2 separate regions of the Homo sapiens genome follow, and region 2 is linked to region 1. Evidence: read pairs that join two places in POLR2A ChIA-PET (ENCODE). Cell type or tissue: Panc1. All regions are shown on one strand.

Evidence for each region. Peaks named below come from ENCODE experiments on the same cell type or tissue, not always from the same donor. Only the 100,000 strongest peaks of a DNase experiment are listed, where the experiment ranks them.
Region 2: POLR2A ChIA-PET joins it to region 1 with 5 read pairs; 2 of 35 experiments call an interaction of 5 or more read pairs at or near these places.

Annotation. Positions count from the first base shown.
Region 1 is chr10:16,864,603-16,869,602 of GRCh38, forward strand. All of the region lies in intron 59 of CUBN (cubilin), which reads right to left. Among named protein-coding and RNA genes, the nearest start is that of RSU1, 50 kb to the left of the region's middle. In Panc1, no CTCF peak of the experiment used is centred here; no DNase peak of the experiment used is centred here; H3K27ac peaks cover 1,286 bases.
Region 2 is chr10:16,802,555-16,807,554 of GRCh38, forward strand. All of the region lies in intron 2 of RSU1 (Ras suppressor protein 1), which reads right to left. Among named protein-coding and RNA genes, the nearest start is that of RSU1, 12 kb to the right of the region's middle. In Panc1, no CTCF peak of the experiment used is centred here; no DNase peak of the experiment used is centred here.

The DNA of each region.
Region 1 (5,000 bases):
TGATATCATGCATCAATCAGCTCTTTCCATCTGGCCATATGTCTTTTTTTCTTTCTTTTTTTTTTTTTTTTTTAGATGGATTTTTTTGCTCTTGTTCCTCAGGCTGGGCACAATCTTGGCTCACCACAACCTTCACCTCCCAGGTTCAAGCGATTCTCCTGCCTCAGCCTCCCGAGTAGCTGGGATTACAGGCATGTGCCACCATGCCTGACTAATTTTGTATTTTTAGTAGAGACAGGGTTTCTCCATGTTGGTCAAGCTGGCCTCGAACTCCCGACCTCAGGTGATTCACACACCTCGGCCTCCCAAAGTGCTGAGATTACAGGCGTGAGCCACCATGCCCAGCTTTTTTTTTTTTTTTTTTTTTTTTTTTTTGGGACGGAGTTTTGCTCTTGTTGCCCAGGCTGGAGTGCAATGGTGCTATCTTGGGTCACTGGGTCACTGCAACCTCTGCCTCCTGGGTTCAAGTGATTCTCCTGCCTCAGCCTCCCAAGTAGCTGGGTTTGTAAGCATGCACCACCATGCCTGGCTAATTTTTTGTATTTTTAGTAGAGACGGGGTTTCACCATGTAGGCCAGGCTGGTCTTGGACTCCTGACCTCAAGTGATCTGCCTGCCTCAGCCTCCTAAAGTGCCAGTATTACAGGCGTGAGCCACCGTGCCCAGCCTACCTGAACATATTTATACATTTGTTGGACTGTAATTCATTCTGTCCTTGTTATATATGTGCTTGGGTATTTTTGCCTTGGTCTCTTAGCAAAGGTCTCTGAACTGACCTTAATGCAACCTGACTCAGTCTCCATGTGACAAATACCCCAGGTGGAGGAAGGCAGACAGTGGCCCTCGTCATCAGCATGTGTGCTCTGGGCAACAGGGGCTGGCTGGGAGCTTTGAGTCCAGGTGAGAGGTGAAGCCAGTTGGACTTCCTGGGTCAAGTGGGGACTTGGAGAACTTTTCTGTCTTACAAGAGGATTGTAAAATGCACCAATCAGCGCTCTGTAGCTAGCAAGAGGATTGTAAAATGCACCAATCAACGCTCTGTAAAATGCACCAATCAGCAGGATCCTAAAAGTACCCAATCACAGGGAGGATTGAAAAAAGGGCACTCTGATAGGACAAAAATGGAACATGGGAGGGGGCAATAAGGGAATAAAAGCTGGCCACCCCAGCCAGCAGCCGCAACCTGCTCGGGTACCCTTCCACGCTGCGGAAGTTTTGTTTTTTTGCTCTTTACAATAAACCCTGCTACCGCTCACTCTTTGGGTCCATGCCAATTTTAAGAGCTGTAACACTCACCACGAAGGTCCATGGCTTCATTCTTGAAGTCAGTGAGACCACAAACCCACCAGAAGGAACCAACTCCAGAAACACAGGCACTGCCACCACTTGTCCCTGAGGGTGCGTCTTCCCCATCTGTCTTCCTGTGCTGTCTGTCCCCCTGCTGTCTTGCAGGGGACACCCCTCAGTCTCTCCTTGGCAACTCACTAATTGAAATGCCTGCAGACCTCCCATCTAATAGAGCCAAGTTCCATTTTCTACACTGAAGTTTTGCTGAAGTGTTATAGAATACATCATTTTAGAAAAAAAAAATGAAACAATGATGCTACTGCACAGTAAATAAATAAGTTTACTGAAAGCCCCTGATCTAACCCTATGTGTAGAAGTTTGATGTGTAGTGTGACATGCATATTGTGAATAGGCCAAGCAACTCTCTGGTATGAGACCCCCTCAGGAAGAACTGGAGGCTCTGATGGTTAAAAATACGTTTGCAAGTGTGAAGTGATTTGTACAGGACACACATAAACAGAGTCAAGGCAGGAGACGACCCTGCTGGTAAAGGAAGGGGCAGCAACTAAACTAGCAGAAGTTAACAGGACAGAAGGTACTTAAAAGCATCCGTTCTGCCTATAGGCCATGCCCACTTAGCCAAATCCACAGAACCAACAGCTTTTTAAACTTTATAGGAGCATAGAAGCCATTGACAATCTGATGCAAACTATGAACTCGGTTAGGAAAAATGCTCCGATTTGCAGATTATTTCAGAGTTTCACAGATTGCTGCAGCCCAGTGTGATCATTTTGCTGGTTGTCAGCCATTCAGGATCAATTATTCATATAGCATTGGAGCACAGGGGGGAGACAAGCAGGCACATTTCCATTGCAGTTAGAGATCAGCTCATGCTTGCCAAATGTGCTTTCTCCTTACCTTGCATCCATGCATATGGGCCTCCAGCAGCAGAAGTTCCGAGGAAAAAGGAGACCCAATTTCACTACATATTTAGTAATTAGCAACTAGGGATAGTTCCCCCAAATTTGCTGTGACTCGCTAGCAATACAAATATAACAAATGCACAAGGCGAATTGAACCTAATAGTCACATAATTATATAAGCCAATCTCTTCATCCTGAAAAATTGAAGCAGATGTACATAAAACATTGCCAAGTGTATAATCTAAATAGCAAATCTGCAAAACCCTACTTAGTGTTTTAGTTAAGATCGAAACGGAAATGTCATAGACTAAAATGGTCTCCTCTTCACATCAATTATTTACTAAGTGAAGATATTGTTTTCCAGGCTGAGCAAACAGCTTTGTAAATGAAAATCCACTATCTGGTCCACAAAGTTGATTTCCCTCTCTTCAGGGGAAAGACAGAGTTGTTTTACATAAATGAGTTGGAGGCAAAAGGGGCATCCTATTAGCCAAGTTTGTCTTCATCCAAAGCTATAACTAAACGACCCTATAAACCTTACAGTCAAAGCTATTCTTATTGTTCCTTCCCCCTCTCCTCACTACAAACAATAAAAACCAAAATGAAACAAAATTTGAAAGTTATGCAGAATGATCAATAAACTTGTCAGTGTGTGGTCTTGAAAGCTTTGTAAGACCACTGCAATGCAAAATCATAATACTTAGGTTTTCACTTAAACATTACCATCAAAGAGTAGTTACAATGACTTGAAGTATTTCCAAGTGGCTGATGGCATTTATGCAGATGAAAAAGAGGTAAAAATCATCTTCATGAAATACAGGGGTAACACAATGCTGGCAAGGAGTTCCGTTTCTACATTCTCCACTTAAACCTTTTCCCTAACTGTGGCCAGAGGAAAACAGTAAGTGACTGTAATTGTTCAATGACTCGTGCATAGAGAATGCTTCTGACAGTGTAAGACTTTTCCTTCTGTTAAATCACAATAGGTCTAAAAATGTCTTCTTTGTGGCTTGGAAAGACATGGTAATTTAATGAGGCTAGGGAACCCTGGCTCACTTGAGAAGCTTCATGCAGATGATAGCAGTGAGGAGATTGTTAACACAACAATTACCATTTTCTTGTGAGACTATATTAGGAAAAAGAAAAACAACTTGAAAGGTAGCAAAGCAAATGCAGACATAGGACATTTGGTCTAAAGTCTGTGCTAAAGGCAAGAATATATCCCTTTTTTGTGCAAAAAAAAATCTCCAAAGGAAAATTAATTTTTCTTTCAAAATAGCCTTCTGGCTTTTGTATGCTACTTCACCTACACAATTCTGTTAAGGCAACACTCTCTCACTGCCCGTGAGACTTGCTTTCAAGTTACTGTTGAGACAGCTAAGTAGGGGAGGTGGCAAAGGGATTTTCTGATACAATTTGTCTTGAGGTGTGTGGTTTACCGGGAAGCCTTCAAAACACAATGTCTAATTGCTTTCCTCAAGTACTGCATGGAAAAATTCACATGCCCAATATCAAGAAGTTGAAGGTAAACTCCGTTTTGCATCAGAGAAACGAAGTTTATCCACACTATGGAAGAAACAGAAAGTTTGAAAAGTGAATCAGGGTTATTATTACAGAAAACTGCCTGGATTTTTCTGAGTCTTCACAGAGTATGAGATTTGTTTGGAGAGTTGTGCATTTTTAGAACATTAATCACATCTATATTCAAAAGGAAAAGGATCAAAACACTTTCCAGAGTCGAATATTAATGATCTTAGACTGTGTCACTGATGCTGTTAGAATAGCCAAACAGGTAATTGATTAACTACCTTTTATTTTAAATTATTCAAAATTCTGAGTTAATTTGATATGGGTATTTCTCACCAGTGGTGTTTGATGTGGATAATTTATTTCTCACATGCAGTGGGAGTAATCTGGGGCATATTTTCAGTTTATCCTCTCACCTAACTTTACCTACCCCCGCTACATCACCCTCTCCAGTCCAAATTCCTTCTCAAGCATCAGCTTCCAACTAGACAGCTCCATTTAAACAGGTCTTCCAACTTAAAATACTCCAAATTAAATAAAACATTTCTCCCTTAAATCTTAGTCTCCTAAGCCACCATCATCCAACAAATTACCTATAGAAAGTCATCCTCAATTCATGTCCTCATTAAAATATCATCAGAGTCCAAACACTGTGCTTCCAATGTATTCTGCCTTCCGTCTCTCAGATTTCTGCCCTTCCCTTTATCTCTTTCCCCTCTGGGTCCGTTCAAGGCTTTGACACTTCCCATCTAGATTTCTATCATAAGCTTCTTCCTTCCCATGTTGTAGGTTCTTCTAGCCTTCCTCCACTGTGCTACCAAAGTGATTTTTTTTTTTTTTTTTTTGAGACAGAGTCTCATTCTGTCACCCAGGCTAGAGTGCAATGGTATGATTTTGGCCCACTGCAACCTCCATCTCCTGGGTTCAAGCAATTCTCCCACCTCAGCCTCCTGCGTAGCTGGGATTACAGGCACACACCACCATGCCCAGCTAATTTTTGTATTTTTGTAGAGATGGGGTTTCACCATGTTGGCCAGGCTGGTCTTGAACTCCTGACCTCAGGTGATCCACCCGCCTCAACCTCCCAAAGTGCTGGGTACATTTGTTGAGTGATTTTTTTACAACATTAAAATATGTCATACGTAAGTTTTAAAACCAAGCCCTTACATGGCATATTCTTCTAAGCTTCAAGGAAAAGCAATCATAATCAGGTGGGGGTGGGGGGGGGGCGGGGAAATTAAATAAAGCAGAAAGGTAACAGTCC
Region 2 (5,000 bases), 62 kb before region 1:
ACAATTTCTAACTCATTAAGCCAAAGACATTACAAAAAGGAGAAACTACAGACCAATCTCTCTCATGGACATAGATACAAAAATCCTCTACAAAGCGTTAGCAAATAAATTCAAAAATGTACTAAGAGTACACACAATGACCAAGTGGAACTTACTCCAGGTATGCAAAGGTGGTTCAAATTCAAAAACAAAAGCAATCCATCACTTCAAACAGGTGAAAGAAGGAAATCCATACGATTATATGCATAGAGGCAGAAAAAGCACTGGAAAAATTCAACACCCATAAAAACTCTTAGCAAACTAGGAATAGAGGAAGAACTTTCTCAACTTAATAAAAAATATCTACAAAAAACCTGCAATTAACAAGATACTTAATGTTAAGGAACTAGTTGCTTTCCTACTACAGTTGGGAACAAGGCAAGGATGTCCCCTCTCACCACTTCTAGCCAAAATCAGATTGGACGTCCTTGTTAACGCAGTAAGGTAAGAAAAAGCAGCAAAATGTATGCAGATTGGAAAGGATGAATTAAAACTGTCTTTCTCCACAGATAATATGATGTGTACGTAGAAAATCCCAAAGAATCAACAAAGAAGAACTGAAACTAATAACTACAGCAAGTTTGCAGGATACAAGGTAATATACAAAGGCAATTGCTTTTCTATATAAAAAAATAGAATTTTACATTAAAAACACACCATTTACATTAACACCAAACAAATGAAATATTTAGATATATAGCTAACAAAATATGTACAAGCTCTATATGAGAAAAGCTTCAAAGCTAGTATGGAAGAAATCAAAGACCTAAATAAACAATGAGATACTTCAGGTTCATGAACAGGAAGACTCAACACTGTTATGATGTCAGTTCTTCCCAAGTTGATCTACATATCAATTCCAGTCAAAATACCAGCAAGTTTATGGATATCAACAAACTGATCCTAAAATTTACATGGAAAGGCAGAACAGCCAATGCAATATTGAAGAAAATACAGTTGGAGCACTGACACTGACCAACTTCAAAACTTAATGTCAGTTATAGTAACAAGACAGTGTGGAGTTGGTGAAACAATAGACAAGTAGGTCACTGGAATAAAATAGAAAGCCCAGAAATAGACCCACACAAATATAATCAGCTAATCTTTGGCAAAAGTGCAAAGGCAATTCAGTGAGAAAAGGAGTCTTTTCAACAAACGGTGCTGAAACAGATGGACATCAACACACACACAAAAATCAATCTAGACAAAGACCTAACATCGTTCACAAAAATGAACTCCAAATGAATCACAGACCTAATGAAAAACACAAAGCTATAAAAATTTCTAGATATAACAAAGGAGAAAAATCTAGTTGACCTGAGATTTGGCAATGACTTCTTAGATACAATACCAAAGGCACAACTTACGAAGGAAAAACTTGATAAGACTTCATTATAATTAAAAATTTCTGCTGTGTGAAAAATATCATTAAGGGAATGAAAGACCAGCGCCAACAAGGAGAAAGTATTTGTTAACACACATATCTGATAAAGAACTAGTATCCAAAATATAAAAAAAAGACTTAAAACTCAGGAACACCAACCCAATTAAAAAGTACGTGAAAAATCTGAATGGACATCTCACCAAAGAAGATAAACATATGGCAAATAAGCATATGAAAAGATGCTCGGCATCATATGTCATTAAGGAATTGCAAATGGAAACAATGAGATACCACTGCATACCCACTAAAATGGCTAAAATCCAAAACACCAACAACACCAAATGCTGGTGAGGATGTGGAGCAACAGGAAACCTCATTCTTTATTGGTAGAAAACAAAATGGTACAGCCACTCGAGAAGACAGCTTAATAGTCTCTTATAAAGCTAAACATAATCTTATCACATGATCCAGTAATCACATTCCTAGGTATTCGCCCAGATGTGCTGAAATCTTCTGTCTATACAAAAATCTGCACAACAATGTTTACACCAGCTTTATTCATAATTGTCCAAAGTTGGAAGCTGCCAAAATATCATCCAATAGGTGAATGGATAACCAAACTGTGGTACATCCAGACAATGGAGTATTATTCACTGCTAAAAAGAAATGAGCTATCGAACCACAAAAAGACATGGCGGAATCTTAAATGCATGTTGCTAAGCAAAAGTAGCCAATCTGTAGAGGCTATATACCCTACGATTCCAGCTATATGACATTCTGGAAAGGGTAAAATTATAGAGACAAACTGTAACATTTCAGTGGTTGTCTGAGGTTTTGGAGGTAGATAATGAGGGAGAGGGGATGAAGAGGTAAAGCAGAGAGGATTTTTAGAGCAGTGTAACTGTTCCATGTGATACTGTAACGGTGAATACATTACATTAATTTGCCAAAACCCATAAAACTATACTATATACAGTGAACCCTGATGTTAGCTATAAGCTTTAGTTAATAATAATGCATCAACAGCCTGGCTAACTTGGTGAAAACCCATCTCTACTAAAAATTAAAAAAAAATTTGCCGGGTGTGATGGCGCCTGCCTGTAATCCCAGCTACTCGGGAGGCTGAGGCTGAGGCAGGAGCATCCCTTGAACCTGGGAGGCAGAGGCTGCAGTGAGCCCAGATCACACCATTGCAATCCAGCCTGGGTGACAGAGTGAGACTCCATCTCAAATAATAATAATAATAATAACGCATCAATATTGGTCCAGCAATCATAGCAAACGTAACACACCAATGCAAGATGTTAATATGGGAAACTAGGAACGGGGGATGGAGGAGAGACGTGGATCTGTACTTCCTGCTCCAGCTCTCTGTGAATCGAAAACTGCTCTTCAAAAAATAGCCTTTTTTTGGCCGGGAGCGGTGGCTCACGCCTGTAATCCGAACATTTTGGGAGGCCGAGGAGGGTGGATCACGACGTGAGGAGATCGAGACCATCCTGGCTAACACGGTGAAACCCTGTCTCTACTAAAAATACAAAAAAAAAAGTTAGCCAGGCGTTGTGGCGGGCGCCTGTAATCCCAGTTACTCGGGAGGCTGAGGCAGGAGAATGGCGTGAACCCGGGAGGCGGAGCTTGCAGTGAGCGGAGATCACGCCACTGCACTCCGACAGAGCGAGACTCCGTCTCAAAAAAAAAAAAAAAAAGCTTTTTTTTTTTTAAAGAGGGAGAATGAAGATAGCATATGCATAAGACAACTGTTTTTAGCAATACTGGCATTAGTAATATTAGTATTGTTAATTGCGTGTCAGGTACCAAATCTGAGACTGTGAGATATTCCAATTCTATCATCACCCATATCTGTAAGAGGCACGCTTCCGAGTGGAAGGGAGGTCAAGATGAGGACTAGAAGGAGGAGTTAAGTAAAAGCCTTGCATTCTGTTATGTATTTCCATTGGAACTACCAGTATAAGCTCAGGAGGCTGGCAGTCTCAGGACTTAAAGGGAGAGTGACTAGGAGGAGCACCAGCTCCCAACCTACTGATAATGTTTCTTGCTTTGAAAATCTGTCAACTTGTACTGTCATTATGCACTTATCGATACGAATACTTCAATAAGGTTTTTTGGAATAGATTTTTTTAAAACTATGTGTAAGTATTTTGGGAAGATGAAGGTTCCTGTTTCCCTGGTTCAAATGGGATAAACATAGGTAGTGTCCCTGAATGCATTCCTAAATTGTTACAGAATCATTAGCCCAGACAGGACAGCTACCATGGCTTCTAGAACATGACCGGGTGGCCACAGGCACTCAGCATGCTCGCTGAATTAGCCGTTATCTTCATCTCCTCCACAGGGTATGTGCATATGACTGTCAGAAACCAGTAAGGCAAAACAGGAGAAGCTGAGAACACTGCTTCCGACGTCTGCAGGTGTGGCTTCAAATCTGGGCTCTACCACTTATTGCCTGGGTGACTTTGAGCAAGTTAATGATGCTCCTTAAATCTGTTTCCTTACCTATTAACTATATAATGACAATACATTGTGAGGTTTGAAAGATTAATCCATACAGAGGGCTTAGCACAATGCCTGGTATGTGGTAAATGTGTGCGTGTATTATATTAATACACTCCATGCATAGATGGCATGGTATTTCAATCATATTATCTATTATTTTCATCCTCCTAACAAAGAGTGCACAACGTTGTAGAATACAAACATATAATAAATTACATAGGCATCTTTGACACGCCCTAAAGACTTAAGCATTTACAGCTGTTTCATTATTTATTTATTTTGAAAGAGTCTCACTCTTGTCGCCCAGGCTGGAGTACAATGGCGTGATCTTAGCCCACTGGAGCCTCTACCTCCCAGGTTCAAGTGATTCTCCTGCCTCAGCCTCCCAAGTAGCTGGGATTACAGGCATGTACCACCACACCCAGCTAATTCTTGTATTGTTAGTAGAGAGGGGGTTTCACCATGTTGGCCAGGGTGGTCTCAAACTCCTGACCTCACTCAGGTGACCCACCCACGTTGGCCTCCGGAAGCGCTGGGATTACAGCAGGCATGAGTCAGGCTGGGATTACAGCAGGCATGAGCCACTGCGCCCAGCCTCACTTACAGCTGTTAAGAACACCAAGTTACATAGACCACCATTCAAACACTGAGATTGCAAACCACATTACCGTTCTCCGGTCTGCACTGTGTCCTGAAAAACTAAGAGGCGAAACCTCCTTGCAAGTAATTGCTTGTTCTGATGTGTGCCTTTCATTTGGCCTCACCCTTAAAATTATAAGTTACACAGAGTCCAAAGGAATAATTAATGGATATGCAAAGAAACGGATGAAATAAGAAGGATCTTTATGAGGTATGGATACTATAACTAAAACTACCATTTAATGTACTTCAGGTTTATTCTATTTGATACATGAACCAATATTTCCCCAACACAATCTTTTCCAGCCCCATACTTTGTAGTGTTTTAAGCTAATGTTCTAAGTTTGAAGACAAAAGAAAATGAATTAACATACGGTATACAAAGATCTCACATCTGATCATTCCATTCTATTGAGATTAATAG